Linked DNA regions of Homo sapiens: region 1 is linked to region 2. A link is a loop called in an ENCODE intact Hi-C map of the cell type or tissue named here. Cell type or tissue: endothelial cell of umbilical vein. All regions are shown on one strand. Each heading gives the region's core, and the rest is flanking DNA. Links, peaks and the distances in the headings are about the cores only.

What was found. A loop is a pair of places that touch in the nucleus more often than their neighbours do. Peaks named below come from ENCODE experiments on the same cell type or tissue, not always from the same donor. Only the 100,000 strongest peaks of a DNase experiment are listed, where the experiment ranks them.
Region 1: a loop joins it to region 2, with 8 times the contacts of the local background. A loop is called at or near these places in 1 of 110 quality-filtered maps.

The regions. Positions count from the first base shown.
Region 1 is chr1:81,704,296-81,710,000 of GRCh38, reverse strand. It overlaps a transcript of ADGRL2 not described here. Among named protein-coding and RNA genes, the nearest start is that of ADGRL2, 94 kb to the left of the region's middle. In endothelial cell of umbilical vein, for the core only: no CTCF peak of the experiment used is centred there; a DNase peak (open chromatin) is centred at 2,790; H3K27ac peaks cover 1,997 bases.
Region 2 is chr1:81,832,045-81,837,634 of GRCh38, reverse strand. ADGRL2 (adhesion G protein-coupled receptor L2) reads right to left here. Exons shown (of 24, transcript NM_001366006.2): 2 at 578-750. The coding sequence starts at 650. Among named protein-coding and RNA genes, the nearest start is that of ADGRL2, 34 kb to the right of the region's middle. In endothelial cell of umbilical vein, for the core only: no CTCF peak of the experiment used is centred there; a DNase peak (open chromatin) is centred at 2,564.

The DNA.
Region 1 (5,705 bases), core at 440-5,439, 130 kb after region 2:
TTGTTCAGCCATGATTAATCAACTAATTAAATCAAGTTGAGTTGGTGAGGGGGACGGGGAAACAGTTATTTCTCTATAAGTCCCTTCTCTGATAGCCAAACAATTGACTTTACTTCTTTCATTATTAATGTATACATTTTACAAGAATTTGTTTGGAATAGGATAGTTTTTAACATGTTTCGAAAATTTTTTTAAAGCTTGGTTGACCATTTTTTAATATTGTTTTATAATGATATTTTAAGGCATACTTAGTACCCACCTCAAAATTTCAAATGCCTCTTAATAGTGTGGAGAAGAGAGATGGATGGGCAGAAAAACTGGGAACTGAGGAAACAGTGAGTAGGGAAATCAAGTGTCAGCTAGGTCAACCCATAGCCTAAGGACTCACAGAAACAAGAATAAAGTTTAAATTAAAAAAAAAATAAACTCCAAACACTAAGGTTTTTTTTGTTTTGTTTTTTGTGTTTACTTTTTATACTACTATTCTGCTTCCTTCAAGCCAAAGTCATCTCTTTTAAAAGAGAAAATATCTTCTTGATAACTCTGTACATGGGAAACAGCAGAAGCAATTTGGAATCCATGGTACATTTTTTTAGTCTCACTGAATAGAGGAGATAGTCTCTTGCAGGAAAGGAGCACCATTCAGTTGGCTGATGTAGTTAACATACTATACCCAAGAGCTAAAGCTCTCTAATTATTCCATAAAGCCTATTTTATCCATTGTAAAATGGATCTTGTCTCCCATTAGGTTGGTGCAAAAGTAATTTCGGCTTTTGCAGTACTTTAATGGCAAATACCACAATTACTTTTATACCACCCTAATGACTTCTCTGAAATAAGGATAACTTGTTCAATCAGTAGTATATCATCGTTTCATTGGCAGAGTTTTAGTTTTTCTTTTTAGAATATAAAATAAGGGTACATCTTACCATTGACAGCATCTTAGATTCGATGAACTATAGTAACCTAGGAAGAAAATGTTTGATTCTATAGTTATATGGTGAGACCATATTCAGAAGTGTGGTCTCTAATACCTTGTCTGTTTTCCTTTCCTGTCTCCTTGGAAAATAATGGACCCATCTAACGAGCAAGTAAGTTGATGTGTTTCAAGGCAAGGTAAGCAAGTTTGAGTAGCACTATTTGATCCCTAAGAACTTTAGAGTTTGGTAGAAAGCTTATACAAGCCCAAAGCAAAAAATAAAGGAAATTGTTTAGCTGAAGTATATAAATAAAATGTGATCACATAACAGAGATTTCTATAGAAGGAGTCCATCCTAATTTTTATGCTTCAAAATATTAAACATTTCCTCAGCTTACAATTTAGGATATATATATGTGTGTGTGTATATATATATATATATGTAAATTTTAATGCAAACAATAGTATATGTAATTACCCTTTGCATTACCCTTCTCTTCTGAAGTGCCAAGGAAAATGTGTGCAGAAACATTTATGCCTACATCATTATATGTGCATTGGCTAAACAATCAAAAGTACTTCTGCAGATGCGTGTAGGAAAATTAAGAGCATTCCCACTTCCTCATTCAGTCAAGACAGTCATGCTGTTCTGGCAACAGATATGCATAATGGAAACAATATTGCTTTAAATAATCAAAATACACAAAGGCACATTTTTCTGAGTGATTGGAAATAACCCTGACAAATGCTTAAATTTGGTAAATTATGAGCTAGCCAAGTTATGTTTGCATAAATATAATGAAAAGCATTTTTAAAAAATTTAGTAAGCATGTGAAGCACGGCATTCTCTTGGTAATGATTTCTTTGACGGATAAACCAACAACCGTGCAAGGCAAGTTTATGAAGGTGCCTCCTTGAGTGCTTTAGAATGTGTGTGTATGTGTGCATGTGTTTGTGTATATGTACACAAATATATGCACAAAAATAAAAAGTTTGCAAAAATTAGGTAAGTGGCAGAGATATTCTTACAACTAAAAAGAAAGAGAGAACAAGCGTAGGCATTTAAAATAGCTACTTATATTTGAAAAGAAGAACACAAGCTAAGTGCAATTGAATGCTTTGTTAATGTGGTACATGGATAATTCATATTCCCCATACAGAACTCTTGGATAACACAGAGATTACCTATTAGGTAAAAACATAATTATATTCTCTTCCAGCAAGCTAGATATCACACCTCAGCTGCACTCTTAAAGGGGTATCTGCATGTAGTTGAAGAGGAGCTGTGGGTGGCTAATAAAAAAGTATTCGAATAGGGCAAAAATAATATTCTACTCACAGGTAATATGGTGGTATTTGTTATCAGATTGGTTTGGGTAGAACCGAGCACTGAGCATCCAACATGTGGATGCAACAACAACAACAACAACAACAATAACATACATTCAAGCAAAAGCCGAGGAAAGATATACCTTCATTTAGGATTGTCCAGATTATCATGGCTTTTAAACTAAGCCTAATAAGGTAGGGAGACTGACCACTGAATTTGCTACATGGATAGCAAAGCTTTTGTGAGAATTCTATAGCTTTTAAAAGTCACCAGAAGCCAAGGAACACACTTTTACGTGAAAGGATTATCATCAAGGCCTTTTCCTATGGGCAGGCCACACAAAACAAGAAATTTTCACATTCTCCTATGAGGATAGACTGTATTCAAAGAGATAAAATAGGCCATGAACAGTGGGTGGAGTGGAGATGACATTCTTAGGGGAAAATTCCTTTAATTCCTAAGCATGAATTGTAGGAAGAGCCTGATTGTGATTTATGGCCTTAGTCATCCTTTTTTTCCCCCTGATAATTGTACACTGTAATTTTTCTTTCTGATAATTAACCTTAGTCATCAAGTTTTTCCCCATTAACCGCCACCCACCTTCACTTGAGGATGGGAAGTAACAGCTTGAGAGAAACCAGGATTACAACAGGCCTCTGGTTGGGTAAAATAGCGCGGCAGACCAAGTTAAATTTGTACTACTTTCCTCACCCTTTGAGGTAGTCCCTATTTCTTATCTTCTGTTCCTCCAATTTAGGGCTAAACCCCTAGAAAGCTTAATGCTTTGCTTTTGTTTCAATATTAAAATACATTAGAGCCATTTGGTAAGTCCTTATCACCCAGCTTATGACTTCTCTTCCTATGAAGAGAAATCTCTTCATGAAATTTCTCTCCTGAAAGTCATCCATGACTAAGTCATTGTGACAGCTAATGTTCTCATATTCCATCTTCCTTGTCTGTGTCTCCTCCTTGATGCCTGATCAGGCCTTGCTTCCAGAAACTCTCCACCCTTTCTTCCTTTCTTGGGACATTCTCAGTTTTCTTTTTAACTGTGTGACTGCAACTTCTGTCTCTTTCCTCTTTGCATTCTATGTGTATGTGATCTAAAAGTTTGTTCCTTAGCCCTTTTCTCACCTGTTCTCTCTTTTCGTTGACAATCTCACCTATCCTTTGGGTCTTGTCTGCAGAGGATGCCCACAGCTCTGCTGTTAGCCCTGCGTCTTCTCAGTGCTAAATACAGGTTTCCACCTGCACACTGCTCTTCTCTGGAAAGACAAGCTCTGGCACCTAAAACACTCATTACGTCCAAATTGGATTCGATATCTTCCCTCTCACATTTACATCCCCTCCTATGTTTCCTATTTTTTCAAAAATGTCATCACCAAGGTTTGAAACCTTAAAGTCAAGTATGACAGCTTTCCTGTCTCTCTGCAATAATATGCAAAACCCTGTCAATTTCTCCTCTAAGGTTTCTTGACCATTTATATCCTCTTTTCCATCCCTTTTTAAAAAAATTTTTTTATTTTTTTGTTTTTATTTTTATTATTATTTTTTGAAACGGAGTCTTGTTCTGTCACCAGGCTGGAGTGCAGTGACGTGATCCCCACTCACTGCAATCTCTACCTCCCTGGTTCAAGTGATTCTCCTGCCTCAGCCTCCCAAGTAGCTGGGACTACAGGCGTGCATGACCACGCCCAGCTAATTTTTGTATTTTTAGTAGAGACTATGTTGGCCAGGATGGTCTCGATCTCCTGACCTCGTGATCCGCCCGCCTTGGCCTCCCAAAGTGCTGGGATTACAGGCATGAGCCACCGCGCCTGGCCCCAAAATTTTTGTTTTTAAAGATAAGGTCTTGCTCTGTCTCTTAGGCTGGAGTGCATATAGCTCACATGATCACAGTTCACTGCAATCTCGAACTCCTGGGCTCAAGCGATCCTCCTGCTTCAGCCTCCTGAATATCTGAGACTACCACCATGTTTATCTAACCTTTTAAATTTTTTATAGCGGTGGAATCTTGCTGTTGCCTAGGCCAGTCTCAAACTCCTGGCCTCAAGCGATCCTCCCATTGCAGCCTCCCAAAGTGCTGGGATTATAGGTGTGAGCCACTGCGCCCAGCCCTTCACCTCTTTTCTATAGGCTGGCTTCCTGCTGTTCTTTCACAGGCTGACCTGGCTACAGGAATTTTGCCGTTTAAGAGCTGCTCCCAGCCGGGCGCATGGCTCACGCCTGTAATCCCAGCACTTTGGGAGGCAGAGATGGGCAGATCACCTGAGGTCAGGGGTTCGAGACCAGTCTGGCCAACATGGTGAAACCCCGTCTCCACTAAAAACACAAAAATTAGCCTGGCATGGTGATGCACACCTGTAGGCTTTTCTGCATCCAAACAACATTATACATTGCTGCCAGAAAAATAATACACAGGGCTGGGCGTGGTGGCTCATGCCTATAATCCCAGCACCTTAGGAGGCCAAGGCAGGTAGATCACAAGGTCAGGAGTTCAAGACCAGCCTGGCCAATACTAAAAATACAAAAATTAGTGGGGCATGGTGGCGGATGCCTGTAATCCCAGCTACTTGGGAGGATGAGGCAGAGAACTGCTTGAACCCGAGAGGTGGAGGTTGCAGTGAGCCGAGATTGCACCACTGCATTCCAGCCTGGGCGACAGAGCGGGACTCTGTCTCAATAAATAAATAAATAAATAAAATTAAAAGAAAACAACAACACTGTTTTGTTCATGTTTATGTGCATTCCCATATCTACATGCATTTGCTTCAGACATTTGCTTTGCCAGTATTTTTCTTTTTCTGCAGAAGTGTCTTTTTCTGCCATCATCCTCGTTTCCTCTCTTCAGTACCCCTATGTCATCCAGTATTTGAGTTTAACAGTTTTGTCTTTCCATTAGATGATGAATTCCTTAAGTAAAAGGCCTGATATGTTTATCTTCAAATCCCCTACATACACTCCAGTGCCTGACATAAAGTAGCTCCTCAAGATATCTTTGGTTTTGAATTAAGGTGAGTTTCATTCCTTTGTTTAAAAATCTTCAACATTCTCTATTTGCCACATGTTACAAACTGTTTTACCTGGTCAACAAGACCCTTAGACTTGGGATCTGGGAAAGGTGGGGAAGAGGAAAGCAGAGAAAGAGGACCAAAGAAGAAGGAAATTGGAAGCAGCAGCAAATGGCAGGCTGGAAGTATTCTGGGACCATTTTTGTGTTGTTCCTTTTCCTACTGATTACTATCTGGTCCTTGAAGGCCCAGACATCCACATACCACTACCACTAATCTCTCCAGGAATCTCAATGCTCAGCGCCCCTGTTAGACCATATCCAGGCCCGCCGCTCCCAGGGGATGCCCTGTGTCCACTGGCAGCCACTTAGTGACTGATGTGCTATGCTCTGTCTTGAGGCAGGAAAACCGGACTAGCCAGCTAAGCCTAAGAATGCACCTATCC
Region 2 (5,590 bases), core at 1-5,000:
GCAATAGTGCTTAAGAAAAATTCCACATCTATTTTTAAGTACAAAGAAATAGTTATATTTCTGCAAATTTAACATTACAAAGAATATACATATACACACACATATACAGCTAAAGATATAAACAACATAAAAAGATGAACTATTATTAAAATGTAAGTTTTCATAAAAGACTACATATTTTAACTTAGGAGTTTTAGAATTATGCACACACTTAAGCAAATGTAACTAAAGATGAAAATTTCCACAAAATACTTTCCACTTTACTAAAATAAATGTAGTGAATAAATGTAAAATGTATACCAAAACAGAGCTTTCATTTAGTTCCCTCGGGATTATTTAGAATGGTTATATTTCATAAATGCACGTAAAATATAAATTCACATATCTAGCACTTTCTATATCATATCTGTGTTATCAAAAGAACTCAACCACCTAATAAACAATTCAATATTCAGGAAATAATTTTAACACCTATTTTTAAAATAATAAACAAATATTCTAGGCACTTCCATATTAAGAAGATTGTATAGTTCAAGTTCTCCTGGATTTAAAAAACAAAATGTAAACTGGATCTTACCTTCTGTATTTGGTAAGAAGCTGATTACAATGATAAACCACAGACTTCGCATTCTGCAACCAGAAGACACCATTATTGATCCCTTTAAGTATTTTCTTTGTATTCCTTAATGAATCTAGTTATAAATGCCCAGCTTCATCAAAACCATCAGTCTGCATCATTGATCTTCATATCTGAAAAACAAACAAATCCATCACTTACTCTATGGTCTTTCTACATAACAAAACAATTCTCTCTCTCCGTTCCTCTCTCTCTCTCCTGAATATAAAACATATTTTGATTCTATGTCCACTATGGAAGCTGCTCCTATACACTGGATATCTGAATCTTACATTCTGAAAACAGTCAAAAGCCCAAAAAGGTTGACTGCCTTTTTGACAGTCAAATTGCCAAAATTTGTACATGGCAAAATAATGCCATATACAAAGGGATTCTGAAAATGCCACATTCCTAATCACCAAATCAAACTTATTTCCCTGACTGCTAGGTATTCATAGCCCCTATGGATCCAGTTCTCCAAACTGCAGAGTGTACAAAAACTTCAGGAGTATGACTTAGTATTTCTCGGCTTCTAGGATCACATGAGACCAGGTCATTTGCTGGGTTCTGTCCAAGTGTTTTACTTCTTTCTGAGGTCGTGTGAGGAATCACAGCAAACATTAGCCTTATAATGCACATAAAATGAAGGCATTTCCCAAATATATCCAGCCTCCTCATTTAGCCTCTGAGGGAAAGGAAATCACAAACTTTTCTGTTAAAGGAACATCTTACAGTTTCTTCATGTTCGTTTCCTATTATTTTATTCTACATAATACTCTTACACCAAGTTTTCTCCAGTTATCCTTAACCTGCTGCAACTAAAGAGTTTTACAAAGTGCAGCAGGGAGGGAACTCTTCCCTCCCTTTCTGAGGTTGCATACATAACTCAGTAAAACAAACTCATTACATCATTTCGATGCTGTCACTAAACCATAAAGAAAATTTAGAAAACAAAATTTTCCTGATAACTTTTGAGTTCTTGCACATTATCTGACCTACTGTGCATTTACTACATGCTTCATGTAGCTTATCACACGGGATGCTATTAGCAGTACACTACATTCTACTATCAGTTCATTATAATGTAACCTGATTGGAAAAGCAGGCAGATGTTAAATGGTTTGAAACACTTATTACCTATAAAGGTACTATCTTGCTTTATTAAGAACACAACAAAAATAATGTAAGAAATTAATCTGAAATCATTCAGGCCCACAGTTTCAGAGATGTAAATGCTTCCCTAAGGATCCCTCTATGACCCAGAATTGGCCCAAGTTTTAGCTCTCTCTCTGAAAGCACTGAAGACACAGGGGAGAGGGAGGCATCACCAACATCAGTATTATGCCATTTAAGAACACCTCAGATGCTTATCTGTCCAAAGAAACAAAGGAAAATGCAAACTTCCTCAAAAAGAATGATGTATCCAAAATTAATCTGATGGAGACACATGGCACGCATCCCTGCAAAACTAGCTGGCTGGCTCTGTACATTTTTCACTCTGAGCTCCCATAGACTATTCAAAGGTAACCAAAACCAAAAGTGAACCTGCAGTTTACAACTGCTGTAGCAATGTGCCTGCCTTAAACCTGAAAGTTATTCTACATAAAGCATTTTAAAAAGTCAGATAATCTCATGGCTTGTCACATTTAAAAGGCCATCAATGAACAATTTCTTATATTCTTACAGTCTGTTCGATGATCTGATCAAGCAATCAGAATAATGTAAACGCGTGGATGAAGTGCTGCAAGTAAAATTAAGTCAGCCTTTGGACCACTCTAGATTCCAAGCAAAGAATTTTTACTGTCCAAGTTTTCATTGTTTGATTTGAATGAGCTAGTGCCTACAGGCAGCTTGCCCACATGCTCAACTCTTGCACACGTTTCCACTTTCTTAAAGTGATCCAAGATCAGTCTGTCTTCAGTCATCCACTATTCAAAGAGCCCTTGTTTGTGGGAAGGAGGAGGAAGGAAGAAATCAGGGACTGATGACTGCTTTGTAGGAAACAGCTGCCAAGATAGGAAAACCTCTGTTCGTGAAGGGAAAAAGGAGGAGGAAACCACACAATCAAGACCTCTATTGTGGTCTTTGGCCAGGAAAGAATATCTTATGAAAATTTTTATATACTAAAAATTCAGTGTATTCTGAAGGTTTGAGAATGTGAAACACAATTTTAAAAATACATATCATTCAATTATGAGACCATGTAAGTGGTTGTTTCTGACAAATGGAAACAGGTTCTAGAATGTATAAAATCATGGCTTCTTTTACAAAAATAAAGCTTAAGTCAATCTGCCTGTGTAATGAATAAGTAAAAAAAAAAGTCAAATTTATTTTTATCATTCTACAACCTGTGCCCAATCGCTTTTACATCAAATAAAATTATTTCCAAAACCTCAAGCTTTAAGTGCAATTTGGAAACTAAATCAAAAGATTTTACTGCTGTGACCCAAGTTTTAAACAACCTTCCATTAAACAAATGTTAATGAAAGTTGAAATACCTAACAAACCACAATCAGCTAAGAATAGAACGAATAAATAATCAAATATCATGACACTAATCCCAAGAAGGCATTCCTTCTAAATCATATTGGAGCCAAACCACTGGCATAGATAACAGCTAACATTTGTCCTTCAAATTCTGTAACTGCAAAAAGCTCAATAACAGCATTTCACAAAGCAAAACAAAAACAAATAACAAAACCAGAAAAGGTCTATTAAATTTCCTTTCAACAAACAGAAAAGATTACTTCAAATGATTCCCACATTAATAACTTTCTTTTGATTTTTAGAAAACCTTTTTCCAAGAACATCAAAGAGCTTAGGATGAAGTGGGGGAGGAACTGGGAGGGTAGAGGTGTAGTGCATGGTGAAGCTCCTGGTAATGCTTGCTACGTAATAGTTCATTTCTTAGTAAAACAAGATACAACAGATTTCTACTTAAACTATAAATGACTATGACTTTCAAAAATCCAAACCACTTCTAACGTACAACCTACTCCCACCTCTGCTTTTTCCTTATCCTTCAAATAAGATTCAAACAATTTCATCCTAATCTTGTTCCTATAAACCACAAACCATTGTCTACCAAACCTCTGTCATTTTTTTTGATCTAAGTATCCTATTACCCTGTCATGTAAAAAGTCCGTTAATGCATCATTACTATCAAACCTTCCAAAGCTGAGCAGTAACTTCCAGGAATATGCTTCAGCTGTGTATATCCCAACAGCCCTCAACGTTTTATACACTACGTGCAATGTACAGTCAGCTGCAGTCTTTCAGACAGTAACCTGCTTCCATTTATTAGCTGCATTAAATATCCCGCGCCTAAAACTGTCCGCAAAATTACTTAAAAGGACAACACCGCTAACTAATTTTAAGTCACATATTTACATTACATTACCAGGAAATCACACCTAGCCTTATTATGTGATGAGGCTTATTTAACAAATGTAGAAAAAATAAAATGTTTATTAATAAGCATCACTGAAAGAGAGTATAACACATTTCAAATTAATAAGGGCAAAAGAAAATTAAACTACAATTTTCTAAAACTGGTTAACTAATGTTGATATTCCACCAGGAGCAAAGCCACCATAAGGAGTTCTATCTAAAGCTTTATTTTTGGTTTCTACTCATGGACAGTGAACTACTGCAAACACTGGCTATTAAGCCCAAAACAGTTATAACATGAAGAGAACAGGAAAAGAAAAGAGCCAGCTAAGCATGAGAACTACCAAAGTCACCCATCCTTGTTATTATGCACTAATGCTGTGTAAAATGAAACATTAATGTTTTAGGTAAGCCTAAATTCTATGTACTAAATACATGTCAACTCTAAATGAAAACTGAAGTTAGCTTTACAAAATCAGTCTCAGATCTTATTTGCATCATAAAATTATAATCATTATGAGACAGAATTTACTAACAAGAGCCGCTTTTCTGTATTTTACCAAAACAAACAAACACAAAAAAGGATGACACTAACCCAATTCTGCCTTTTCATTTTCTGTGCAAAGGCTCAGAAAATGAAAAAATAAATTATAGTTTTATTTCACTTTAGCTGAACCTCAATCAGGTTATTCACTTTTCAGAAATATTTTATGTGTAATCTTTACAGACTAGATTTCCCCTTCTTAACATCAGAGAACACATCATTACCCCTGGGAGTTTTCCTTCAGTAAGTCAGCTAAGCAAACCCTTGCTATCCCTAATCAGAAAGGCTTTCTTAGAAGCTTCAGACATTCAGCATTCTTTGAGGTTTGAGTTTATTTTCTTTTCTTCACATGGATAGGGCTGGGGCTGGCAATGCTCACAGAGATTTTAAAACCACGTGGCCAGCCACTAGTCACCACCCTCTTTCTTCATTTTCTTTCTGCAGGCACTGCTATCAAGTCTAGAGGACATTAATTAAACTATTTATACAGAAGTCCCCTTAATATTCATCACTGGTCTTACCCTTTACTAAAATTTCTTCGTTTCGCAGACATAGTAGACACTCAGGAAATATTTCTAGTCATGGTACTTGTAATTCAATTCAAAAAAACTGCCTGAGGACTCTAGACTATTAGAAAGTTCAGGCCGGGCAAGGTGGCTCACTCCTGTAATCCCAGAACTTTGGGAGGCCAAGGCAGGTGGATCACGAGGTCAGGAGTTCGAGACCAGCCTGACCAACATGGTGAAACCCCGTCTCTACTAAAAATACACAAAAAATTAGCTGGACATGGTGGTGCATGCCTGTAATCCCAGCTACACAGGAGGCTAAGGAAGGAGAATTGCTTGAACCCGAGAGGTGGAGGTTGCAGTGAGCCGAGATCGTGCCGCTGCACTCCAGCCTGGGTGACACAGTGAGACTCCATATCAAAAAGAAGAAAAGAAAGTTCGGAGGAAATACAATGTCTTAAAATTGGAGAGGACTGCCATTTAAAAATAACTTTTTATTTACCTCAAATTGGGAAAAAGCTAACTTCTGTGTTG